Regions from separate parts of the Homo sapiens genome. Here region 1 is linked to region 2. Evidence: read pairs that join two places in POLR2A ChIA-PET (ENCODE). Cell type or tissue: OCI-LY7. All regions are shown on one strand. Links, peaks and the distances in the headings refer to the core of each region. The heading gives the core; the rest is flanking DNA. Region 1 overlaps SPRING1 (SREBF pathway regulator in golgi 1). Region 2 overlaps HRK (harakiri, BCL2 interacting protein).

The links. Peaks named below come from ENCODE experiments on the same cell type or tissue, not always from the same donor. Only the 100,000 strongest peaks of a DNase experiment are listed, where the experiment ranks them.
Region 1: POLR2A ChIA-PET joins it to region 2 with 8 read pairs; 3 of 35 experiments call an interaction of 5 or more read pairs at or near these places.

Annotation. Positions count from the first base shown.
Region 1 is chr12:116,716,178-116,721,488 of GRCh38, forward strand. It overlaps SPRING1 (SREBF pathway regulator in golgi 1), which reads right to left. Exons shown (of 5, transcript NM_024738.4): 3 at 4,119-4,270; 4 at 3,586-3,699; 5 at 1-1,716. The coding sequence ends at 1,633. Among named protein-coding and RNA genes, the nearest start is that of SPRING1, 19 kb to the right of the region's middle. RefSeq lists enhancers at 1,015-1,544, 1,545-2,074. In OCI-LY7, for the core only: no CTCF peak of the experiment used is centred there; a DNase peak (open chromatin) is centred at 5,190; H3K27ac peaks cover 496 bases.
Region 2 is chr12:116,855,880-116,861,250 of GRCh38, forward strand. HRK (harakiri, BCL2 interacting protein) reads right to left here. Exons shown (of 2, transcript NM_003806.4): 2 at 265-5,371. Among named protein-coding and RNA genes, the nearest start is that of HRK, 23 kb to the right of the region's middle. In OCI-LY7, for the core only: no CTCF peak of the experiment used is centred there; DNase peaks (open chromatin) are centred at 2,342, 2,642, 3,382 and 4,671; H3K4me3 peaks cover 3,781 bases; H3K27ac peaks cover 4,281 bases.

The DNA.
Region 1 (5,311 bases), core at 312-5,311, 140 kb before region 2:
GGGATCTAATATTTTTCAAATTGCCTGACCAGCTTACCTTCTAGGAAAACTTATTTAAGGGAGGCAAATAATTTGGGGAGATGAGTATAAGAGGTAGTAGGAGGAAGCTAAGGGAAATCACCACTACATATTGCAGGAATGTATTAGAAGGCAAATATGGCCCAAAGAAAAAGCTCCACTGAAAAAAACATTGAATACTGACCACAGAATTAGCACCTTGCTCCCAGGTCAATAAAGTGAACCAAAAAAATTACAAAGACCTTGCTCAATCCTGAGGTTCGTGAGGAATATAGGAGAGTTGTGTGTTCACGTGACTCCTGAAAACAAAGAGCAGTACTATTCGAAGGGCATGATGTCTTGATCTTAGGATCAAATATTCTAGACCTTGAGCCGGAGAATCTGCATTACAGTAGGAAAAATGGGGAGTGCTTTATGCCTGTGGATTCAGGACACACCAGCAACCTACACGTGTAGCATTCTCTAAGTCATAATGACCATTCTCATCTCCCACTGAGGGCAGGTGTAAGACTCTTCTCTTGCAGTGCTCTGATAGAAAGCTGGGTTTCTTCTTCTTCTCTATAAATCATAGGGAAACCAAATATTTGTACCTGTTACAGCCCCAAAGCTGAAAGCAATAAAGAATAAACACATACAGCAAGCTACGAGGTGCGTCTGTTTAGGAATTGCCTCAACGTTGGGTTTCTATTGATAGAACAGGGGAGGAGGTTGCCTCTGACCTTCCTGAGGCTCCCACTGTACCCTGGCTGAGTAGCCCACAGTTAATTTTAAGTGGCAAAAGAAATGAGAACAAATTCCTCCAGGAAGAGAAATTAGATTTCTGCTAAAACAGTGCTCTCCATAGGGTATATGAGCACATTCGACTACCACTGGAAAATAACCTGAGGGCAGGCACATGGTGCCCACTGTTAGAAATCGTGCAGTTAGATTAGAATGGAAGAGTGTCTGAGTTTTTAGATAATTTTACACGTCAGGATATGGCTAACAGGTCACGTTCAGGGCCTATGCTTGATACTGTCGAAATACAAACAAAAATAACTGCCTAGAGAGAATATTCACGTCCTAAAAGAGAAAATGTTGTATCTGGGTGGAAGAATGATTTAACTCCTGAAACTCGAGAACACAGAACAACAACAAAAATAATTTCCTTGAACATATTCAACTAGAATGGCAAGGCATTTTCCTACATAAAACATTAGAATGTTCCCATTACTCCAAAGGAATCCAATAAATAATTTTACAGTGAAAGAGCCTGGATCAAAACTGGAAGTGACACCGGCCCCCGATGAACACAAGTCACAGGTCCCTGTGCAGGTCCCAGGGCTGAGTCATCCAAGAACTCCACCACCACCGTGAGCCCGGCCTCCGGTTTCATCTTTCCCGAATGGGACTGGCTGGAGGGGCCAAGCTGCTTTACAGAAGAGTTCCATCTGGTAAGCCCGGGTGGTGAGCGAAGCCAAAGATGACAACACGAGAAGGGGTCAAAGCCAAGGTTTCCTCACGCTGCCTTTGTCTTCTTCCTGCAGCCTGGCCCGATGGCTGAAGCTGGGTCCCAGGAGGCGAGTTCTTCAGCGGGGCCTCCTCACCCAGGCTGGAGCAAGTCCGCTGCACCCGTCAAGCGGGGAAGAGCTCGGGCGGGCTTTCTCCATAGCAATACTTTGCTATGGGGTCCCGGTAGGTGTTCTCATGCTGCACGCTCTGTTGGCAAAAGGAAAATAAGAGCGCAGTGAGAGCGAGCACAGCTTCACACACCTCCCTCTCGGAAGAGTGAGAGTGGATCGGGACTGTCAGACTCTCCCTGCAGGGGGCTGGCCGAGTCCATCTCCAAATGTCACTAAAGGCTCCAGGGCACTTTCTGGAACAAAGAAGAATGCTCAACCCAGAATGCCAATGAAGAGCATGAACACAGACATAACATCGCTGTGGGACTGTTTCTTTTTATGTACACCAGTGAGTTTTTAAATAACTTTGCTGTGACCTGGTGACTCAAGACAACTACTTTTCCTCAAATTACTTGAAACAGTCTAAGATCCAATGGGTGTTTTGCACCTGATCCTGAGCTTCACTCAGTTCCCGTAAGGAACCCTGCAGAGACACTAAGGAGATGCACTTTAAATTGCTTTCATAAAGTTTATGTACCTAAAAATTTGGGGCATGAGCCAAATCCTACAATACCATGCAAGCCTCATTTGGCTAAGCAAATTGGAAGTGTGATTTAAAGCAGACAATCATTCCTGATGGCTAATTTTTCAGCAATTTGTTTTCATACAAGCAACTTGGGTTTTTGGCTAGTCTAGAATTCATTAATTAGTCCAAGACCAATGCTAAGCAACAAACTTGTAAATATTCATCCAATTTAACAGACATATAGCCAAGTCTTCTCTTTCTTGGGATACTTTTATCAAAACAAATCAAATGGCAATTGGGAAATCTTTTTATGGTAAAAAAGACCAAGTCCTAAAGTATAGTAGCTTCACTGAAGACTGGAAATAATTCCTGGGTTTTATCAGTGAAGGAAAGAAAATACTTCGCCTTTTCTAGCGTTTCTCAGAATGAGAGAGAATCTGAATCAAAATGAGTCATGTGTTCAGCCTTCCTCCTCATTTCCTTTAAAGCTCATTCAAGTGGAAAGCTCTTCAAGCAAAACAAGACCATCAGGAATTTCTTAATGTTTTCAAATGCTCATTATAATCCCTGAAACATTTACCCAATGATACTGAATGCTCGCAGAACAAACCAGAGACATGAGAAGGGGCATAAAATCCAAAGGTGGACTACAGAAATCTGGCAAAGGGTACAAGAGCTTTGGAGAATGACAAATGAGTCCGTTATCTCAGACGAAGCCAGTAAAATCTTAGAGACACCATGAATAGGAGCCAGAAGAAGTGTGCTTGTATAATAAACACGTCTGGTGATTTTACAAAGAGAGCTATGACAACTGCCCAACCACAATAGCTGAGAGCCGAGGAGACAGTGATGAAAAGGCAAAAGACTTTCAGATGCTTTCAGCAGCAGGTGCAATAATATTTAATGCCAAAAGAGTGAAGCATTTAATGACAGCACGCTAATATGTATTGAGAGCCTGACAGCCTACAGATTTATTCGTGTATTTTTAAACATTCACCTGCCTCATCCCCTTGAATCCTAAAATAAACAGCGACTCCATCCCAGAACAAATTGCTACTTACTCTAAACAAGTGGTTACTGGAAAGCCTTAGTCAAATTTCAAAGACAGGGAGGAGGGCCTTCTCTTAGAAGCTGACTATTAGGACTCTACCAGACTTAAAAATAATTTTAAGCTTCCACTTAAGGAACAAATGTACCAACCACATAGAAGAGATGCCAGTTGATTAGACCTTGATTTAATATAAATGCTTCACCTCCCCTAACTTGTATAAATCTCACGTTGACATTTTAAATACTATCATCACACCAAACAAAGCGTGACACGGCTTCGAGTCTCTTCTCCCTTACCACCCCACCAAAAGGATCGACAGTGTGTATTTTCTAGTTTCCTTCTAACCCGTCAGCTGCCATCCCACAGCTAGAGACATCACAGCTTCTGACCTGAGATGAGGTCCTGCATTTGGCCAGGCACAACTCAAAGTGATCTTCGACTGCCATGAAGAGGTTCTGGAATGCCACGGCTGCCCGGTTGAGGAAGCGCTCCAGGAGAAGTTGCTATGGAAACAAAAGTTAGTGCCTGTAATAAATTACCTAAGCCAGCACAAGGTGACCTTGGCTATCTCTCCTAAACTAAGAGAATGCTGATACAGGGAAGGGGGGAAGAGGAGGAGAAAAGGAGGGAGGGGAAAGGACACACGCGTGCACACACGTGCATGCCAAAACACCCTGGGTATCTTATTCATTAGATATGTGATTAGCAATACAATGATCCATTCTGCAAAAGAACCATTCAAGCAACTGGGAACCACCTCCTTTCCTTAGATAAAAGCTATTGTGCAGCAATTTCTGACACCTACAAAGCTCCTTTCTAAGTTTTATTTTCAGAGGAATCTCACATGAAGAGCCTAATGCTCATCATAAAACAGAGGCCGAAAGAAAAAAGGAGCCGCAGAACCAGGATCAACTCCCCATACCTTGTTGGGCTGCAGGCAGCAGGAGACACAGTACTCATAGGCGCTGCAGCAGCCGTTGGGCCAGCAGCCATCACAGCAGTACTGCTTCGTGCTAGGGACGTTGACATTACAGCAGCCATTTACCAGCAAATCCTTCCTCTCGCAAACGTAGCCTGAAAGTCAGAGACCAACCTTAGCATAAAACCAGCAGCCTTGCCACCTCCCTACCAGGGATGACCATGAAGCAGCAGTGAAAGTACACAGACAGAAGCTGGAGTCTGGGGCATCATCCTAAGCACCGGAGAGCTGGAAACTGGACATAATGTGAGTGGGGCTTACTTTCCCCAGGCAGTCGTTTCCAGGAAGCAGGCACTCCCCTGTTATCGCCAGGCTACACGTCGGAACCTACCTACACCTACTGTTTAGTCGGCTGGCACATGTCTGATTTCATCATCAGGTCAAGCTACGGCTACGTTCTCCTATTCTAACCTATGCAAGCCAACGTCTCATCTGTGCTTGAAGAAAAATGTCATTCTTTTTTGAACAAAAAGTTTAAAACAGAAAAAAACCGAGGCACTGATTCACAAAAGTGAGGTCCTTCTAGATTTAACAAACAAACCACTCTTTACAAATATCTTTCAGATGCTCGCTGCATACTGACTAATTTGGAGATTACAAAAATAGAAATATTCACATCTAACCCTTATAAACTGATTTATACGTGTACGTGCCACGGACTCAATCACCCTTTGGCCTTTGGGAATGCAGTTCTCTAATACTCAAGAAAGAAAAAAACCTCTTAATCCCCCCCTCAACTTCTTATAAATCTCATCATCTATATACACATGCCCCTTCCAACCCAGCCCATTCATGGCCAACTTTAGAGAAAAAATCTTCTTACAAAAGCTAATGTATTGTTCAGAGCTGCTAAGCAGACATTTCTCTACATCCTTCTGGGAATGGGACAGAAAAATGTAAGGATAGGTCCACAAGGGCCACCACTGGCCCCGAGGAAAGTCCCAGGTGCACACATGAGCTCCCAGGTGCACGTTCAGGCCCACAGGTGCAGAGCAGCTGCTCCCCACATCACTGCATTCCAAACACCCCAGCTTCTTCATCCTCAGAGAAGGAGACTTGCTGAAGTATAAGGTTGTTTTCAGAAACTACTTTAGAAAACAAAGTCTGTTCAAAAGCAGGAGGCACCAGTAGAACAA
Region 2 (5,371 bases), core at 195-5,194:
CCTCGAACTGTTGGGCAAGTTTCCCAAACCTGTGGCCCAACCCAAGGGCATTCTTTAGGCCAGTCCTTCCCTTCAGGGTTTGGGCGGGGCGGTGGATCTTAGGAATTAGAGGAGAGAAGGAAGTGTCTGGCCTTCTGCCCAAGGGAACATTGGGGCAGGCAGGAGCCAGGGGCAGGGATCCTGTCCCTGTTATGCAGCTGGGTACTCCCAGAGTCTATGAGGGCCAGCCTTCCAAAAGGAAATGAAAACACAAATGTCTTTGGCTAGAAGTGCACAATCAGTTTTTTAATAAAGTCATTACAAATATGTACAAAGCGTCTCCAAGGTATGAAATTCCTCTTACAAAAGAGCACAACGACGTCAGAACCAACAACGTCAGAACCCAGAACGGAACGTCCCCAAGCTTATTGCCTCTCTGGCTAGGCCAGAGGCCTCACTAAGGTTCTCCAGATACCCTCCCAGCCGCCCCTGCCACGCACACGGGCTCCTTGGCGCTTATAGTGCAAAGACCTTCAGGAGAAGAAACTTGGGAGTTCAGGTTGGAGAAGAGGGTAGAAAGGAGGTAAGAAAAGCTTCCCGTGTCCTAGGAAATAAGTCATACAGGCCCTATTTGCAAATTCCTTGCACCTTCCCCGGGGCCTTATAGAAACCAGGAACACAGGGTTAGGGCATGAGTATATAAAATCCACAACGAAACCAACCAGCCTGTCCTTGAGTGTCCCCAAAGGTGACACTTTTTCCAGTAGACCTAAGTCAGGCCCCGGCTCCCAGTGGGGCCATGTGCTGGCACTCGCCCTGGAACTAGCAGTGCTGTGGGACGACCTCATGAAGGGACCCAGTGGAGCAGAGCAGTCAGCTCACGAGCGTGGGGGTCCCATGGACTCGAGTCCAAATCTTGGCTCAGGCACTTCGCTGGTGGTGTGGCCTTCAGCTAAGTTGCTTAACCTCTCTGAGCCTCAGCTTCCTCCACTGTAAAATGGGAATGCTAACAGTACTATCTGCTAAAGTGGGCATGAGGCATCGCGGAGGGGAAGACGGGTAAAGCACTTCGCCCAGTGCTTGGGAGTGGCGAGCACGCCATAAAAGGTAGCTTTGATTATTGTGTAAAGCAGCAAGGACCAGTCTGTTCATGCTGGAAATGAGTCGAGATTGCAGGCTTTTTAACTGCCTTTACCAGATAGCAGGGCTCTCAGTAAATACTATATAACAATCTGCCAGCAAAGCTTGGGGTCACAGTGGTGACCTGACAAATCTGTTAAACATCGTGAACCAGACTGGAAAGGAACATTTCACATCATCTGCTTCCGAGCAGGACTGCCCCTCCACCATCCACAAGTCAAGTCTCTTCTGAGATGGAATTCTACAACTGGCACATTGTAGATGCTCAATCAATATATGCTAAATGAATGAATGAGAATTTAAAAAATAAACTTTCAGCTTAAGCTTTAAAATGACACTTTGACATCAATTTCCTCCCCTCATGGAACTTCCAGTCAGCTCCATGGGACTAAGAAGAGTGTCTAGCTGGTCCCCCAAACCCTTAACCAACTTCTGACCTTCAGAAAAGAAATGGGTATTGACACAGAAGAGCAAAATCTGTGTTCTGGTCAATGCAACTTGTAATATCAGGTGGACACTCAAAAAGTCCACAATGGTGAGCCACTGTCCCTAAAAGATACTTGTGTAGGAGGTGGGTGGGTGAGGACTCCTCTAATGCCCCAGGGAGGGAGAGTGATATTTTATCACTGTCAGAAACATAATAATAGGAGAACATGAGATCAGCTACATACATTGTGAAAACCAGTCACAGTTTCATTTTTCTGTGACAGTATTGGGTAAATCACCCTTTCCTCTCACCATCAAAACAGAAAAGAATCAAAATAAGAAGTGGAGGCTGAGCTCGGTGGCTCATGCCTGTAATCCCAGCACTTTGGGAGGCCAAGGCAGGTGGATCACTTGAGGCCAGGAGTTCAAAACCACTCTGGCCAACATGGTAAAACCCCATCTCCACTAAAAATACAAAAATTAGCCGAGCGTGGTGGTGGGTGCCTGTAATCCCAGCTACTCAGGAGGCTGAGGCAGGAGAATCGCTTGAACCTGGGAGGTGGAGGTTGCAGTGAGCTGAGCTCGCACCACTGCACTCCAGCCTGGGTGACAGAGTGAGACTCTGTCTCAAAATAAAATAGAAGAAGAAGAAGAAGTGGAAAAGAAGTCCCCAGTATCCAAATGAAGGCGGCTAAAAAAAAAAAAAAAAAACGAACAAAAAAACAGGAACTGGGCTCTAAGAGATGCGCAGGGCCAAAAAAAACCCAAAAAAAAACAAAACAGGAACTGGGGTCTAGGACATGCGCACGGCCTAGGACCATGGACAGCAGCCATTGGGGCCAATGGGCTCCCCAGAGAAACTTCCTACTCAAGCTACACCAATAACAAAGAGAATAGGAAACGGACCCCCAAATTTGAAGAGATTGTATTTGTTTGTGGGAGATCAGGTGGGGGTGAGAAGCTTCCAGAAAGGACTGGATCTCATTCGGAGTGTTGAAGTCCCGGGGGCTCCAGTCCCAGCGGTTCCTGGCTCCCCACTCTCTGAGAGCAAGCAGCACCATCAGAAATGAAGAGGCAAAAGTCTCTTCATCTCATTATGCAGCAAGCTACCTAAACGATGATCTCAGAGGCCTCCCTCTGCTTGTACGGTCACACACACACACACACACACACACACACACACACACACACACACACACTGCTGTCTGCTGAAACCCGATATGAGGTCTTTTTTAAAATTTATTTCAAAGCCTCCCTCCCTTTCTCTCTCTCTCTCTTCACAGACGCTCTGCAGTGAAGCTAATCAAAATCAATGACTCCTTGGCAGCCAGAGAAAAGTGGGGGAGCGGTGGAGGAGAGGGAGGGATGTTGCCAGCACTTTGCACACTGTGGAAATATTTTTTAAAAAACAAGAACCACCCCACTATCTCATGCAATCCAAGTAATACAACAGGAGAGATGGTGGAGACAATATATACATATATATCATGCTTCAATTTCCTAATACAAATGTCCATCAAGAAGTCAAATCTCATATAAAAACAAGCATTAAAAACAACCCCGTGTCAAAAATCGGGGCAGTCGAGAAGTGCACTCCAATGAATGATGTGCAAGGAAAGGTCAGGATTCGATAAATACGTGGTCTCTAATAAAACAGGAGAATATCTACAAGGGACTTGGCTGAGAAGCTCTATCAGGAGGTCGTGGGTGCCCCAGTTCTCTCAGCAAAGTGGCTTCATTGAAATCAAAATCACCCAAAATGCCAACCCCAGCGTTTGGAGTTTGTATCCTCCAGGGGAAACATCAAAAGCCAGTAGGCAAGTCGGGGCTGAAAAAGGGATCCTCTCACCTTTCATCTTCTCCTGTGTCTACAGGTGGTCAGCATGCCCCCACTACGATCTTGAAGGTACAGCCTTAAAGAAGCAGAGAACTGTGATTGGATACAGCTGTGTAGTAATGGACGCCCCTCCCCAGAAAATGGGGGGAGCTGGAAAGACCCTAGTCTGTGGCTAAGAAAGTGATTAAATAGAAGCAGTGACTGTATTTCATATTATTCTAATGAATTTGCCTTCTCTAAGTTCGTAGCTTTGTGGGAATATTACCCACTGCTCTCTGCAGTCCCCAGCTAAGCGAGGGTCCCCTGCAAACATCAGCTAGGGGGAGGGCACGAGTAATGAGGAGAAACACGTTCTCCCAAAATAAGCATTATTCTTCTTTTTTTTTTTTTGGTTTGCTGAGTTCAAAGCTGCGGGGTGGGGGAGTCTTCCCTGGCATTCAGCAGCCCTGGGGTTGCATTTCTCTTTAAAGGGCTATTTAGGAAAACACAAGGAACGGATTTTAAAAGGAAGACAGAAAGAAATCCAGCTCCCAGCTTGCAGCAGCACTGAGAGGTTGTACATTCTAAAGGACCTGGTCATTTACAGCAAAGCCTATGGAGGGATAATTCCCATTTCAGCCGCATCCACCTTAACAAATGTGGATCCCACTGCTGGCTTCTTAGAACTGTACAGCAAAGCCTGTGGGGGGATAATTCCCATTTCAGCCGCATCCACCTTAAACATGGATCCCACTGCTGGCGTCTTAGAACTGGAGCGGTGTCTGCTAACCAGCCTGCTGGACCCTCTGTCTATAGGTACCGGGTGGTGACCTGCAAATCCAGCCTTGGAGAATGACCGTCCGAATCTGCAGCCTGACACCTCGCCACCTCGGCTTTGAAAATGGCAGTGTGTGGTATCCTGCACAGAGGAAGAATACCTGCTTATGTTGGATTTTTCGAAAATGAAAGCAAAAAATAATCACTGCTCCCTGAAGAGTCTTTGCAGCCAAGTCTCCGTCCAGCACACATCTTTTTTTAGCCCTTCTAGAAACTTCTGAAAATAGTAGCTTATCCTTGGGGGGAAAAAAATCAGACCTCTGTCAATCAGTGAGATGCTGGTGCATTTCATTTAAATGGCCCACTCCCTCCCACAACATCCCCCGGTTATAAATCATCTTTGAACAGAATGTAGCCATTTCTTGGCTCTTTAATCCATAAAACCTAAACCCTGAAATCCCCTTGGGGAGTGGAGGAGGCTGTGGGCTGAACTCCGAGGACACTTTTGTGGGGGTGGGGGAGATAGCAACCAAGTCATGCATGAGGTCAGCTTTCTGCCTCATAACCAGCAAGCCTCTCAATGCCATCCTCCCTCCTAGACCCCAAGGTTTGCTCCAAACCACCTCTGGATATTCGTCCCCAGGTAGAAGAAGAGAAGAGACTCTCAAGTGGCACTTTTGCAACTTGTCCCTTAAAAAAAAAAAAAAAAGAATCTGAAACAGCAAAATAGAAATCTCTCTTGTCCCCTGGCCTTCCAAGTCTGTCAACAGAATACCACAGCAGCACCAGCAGGAACGCACTTAGCACCAGCAAAATTTTAAGTGAAGCACCAGAGACACAAAAATCCCATTTCTCTTGACGTGACAGTGGGATCTAGCGATCGACCTAGGTAAGTACAGAGGGAGAGGCTAGGACGAGTCAAGAAATGGAGGCATCCCAGACTGCCCCTACACAATCGGTCCCAAGTCCTCACTTTTTTTTTCTATCATGCCTTTTGCACTGTTACCTCTTATTCCACCAGCATCTATCCCCAGGCAGTTGGCCGATGCTGGGGCTAATTCCCACCAGTCTTTGCAAATAGTTTCTAAGTACACAGCAGGCATCTCTCTTCTGGCGCCCCAGACATTACAGAATATCAAAGTTCACATCGCAAGGTGCAGAAAAGGAAGGCAACCACGTCCTCAACAAGGCATGCACTGATACGTAATATTCATATTTTCTTTTTTTATATAT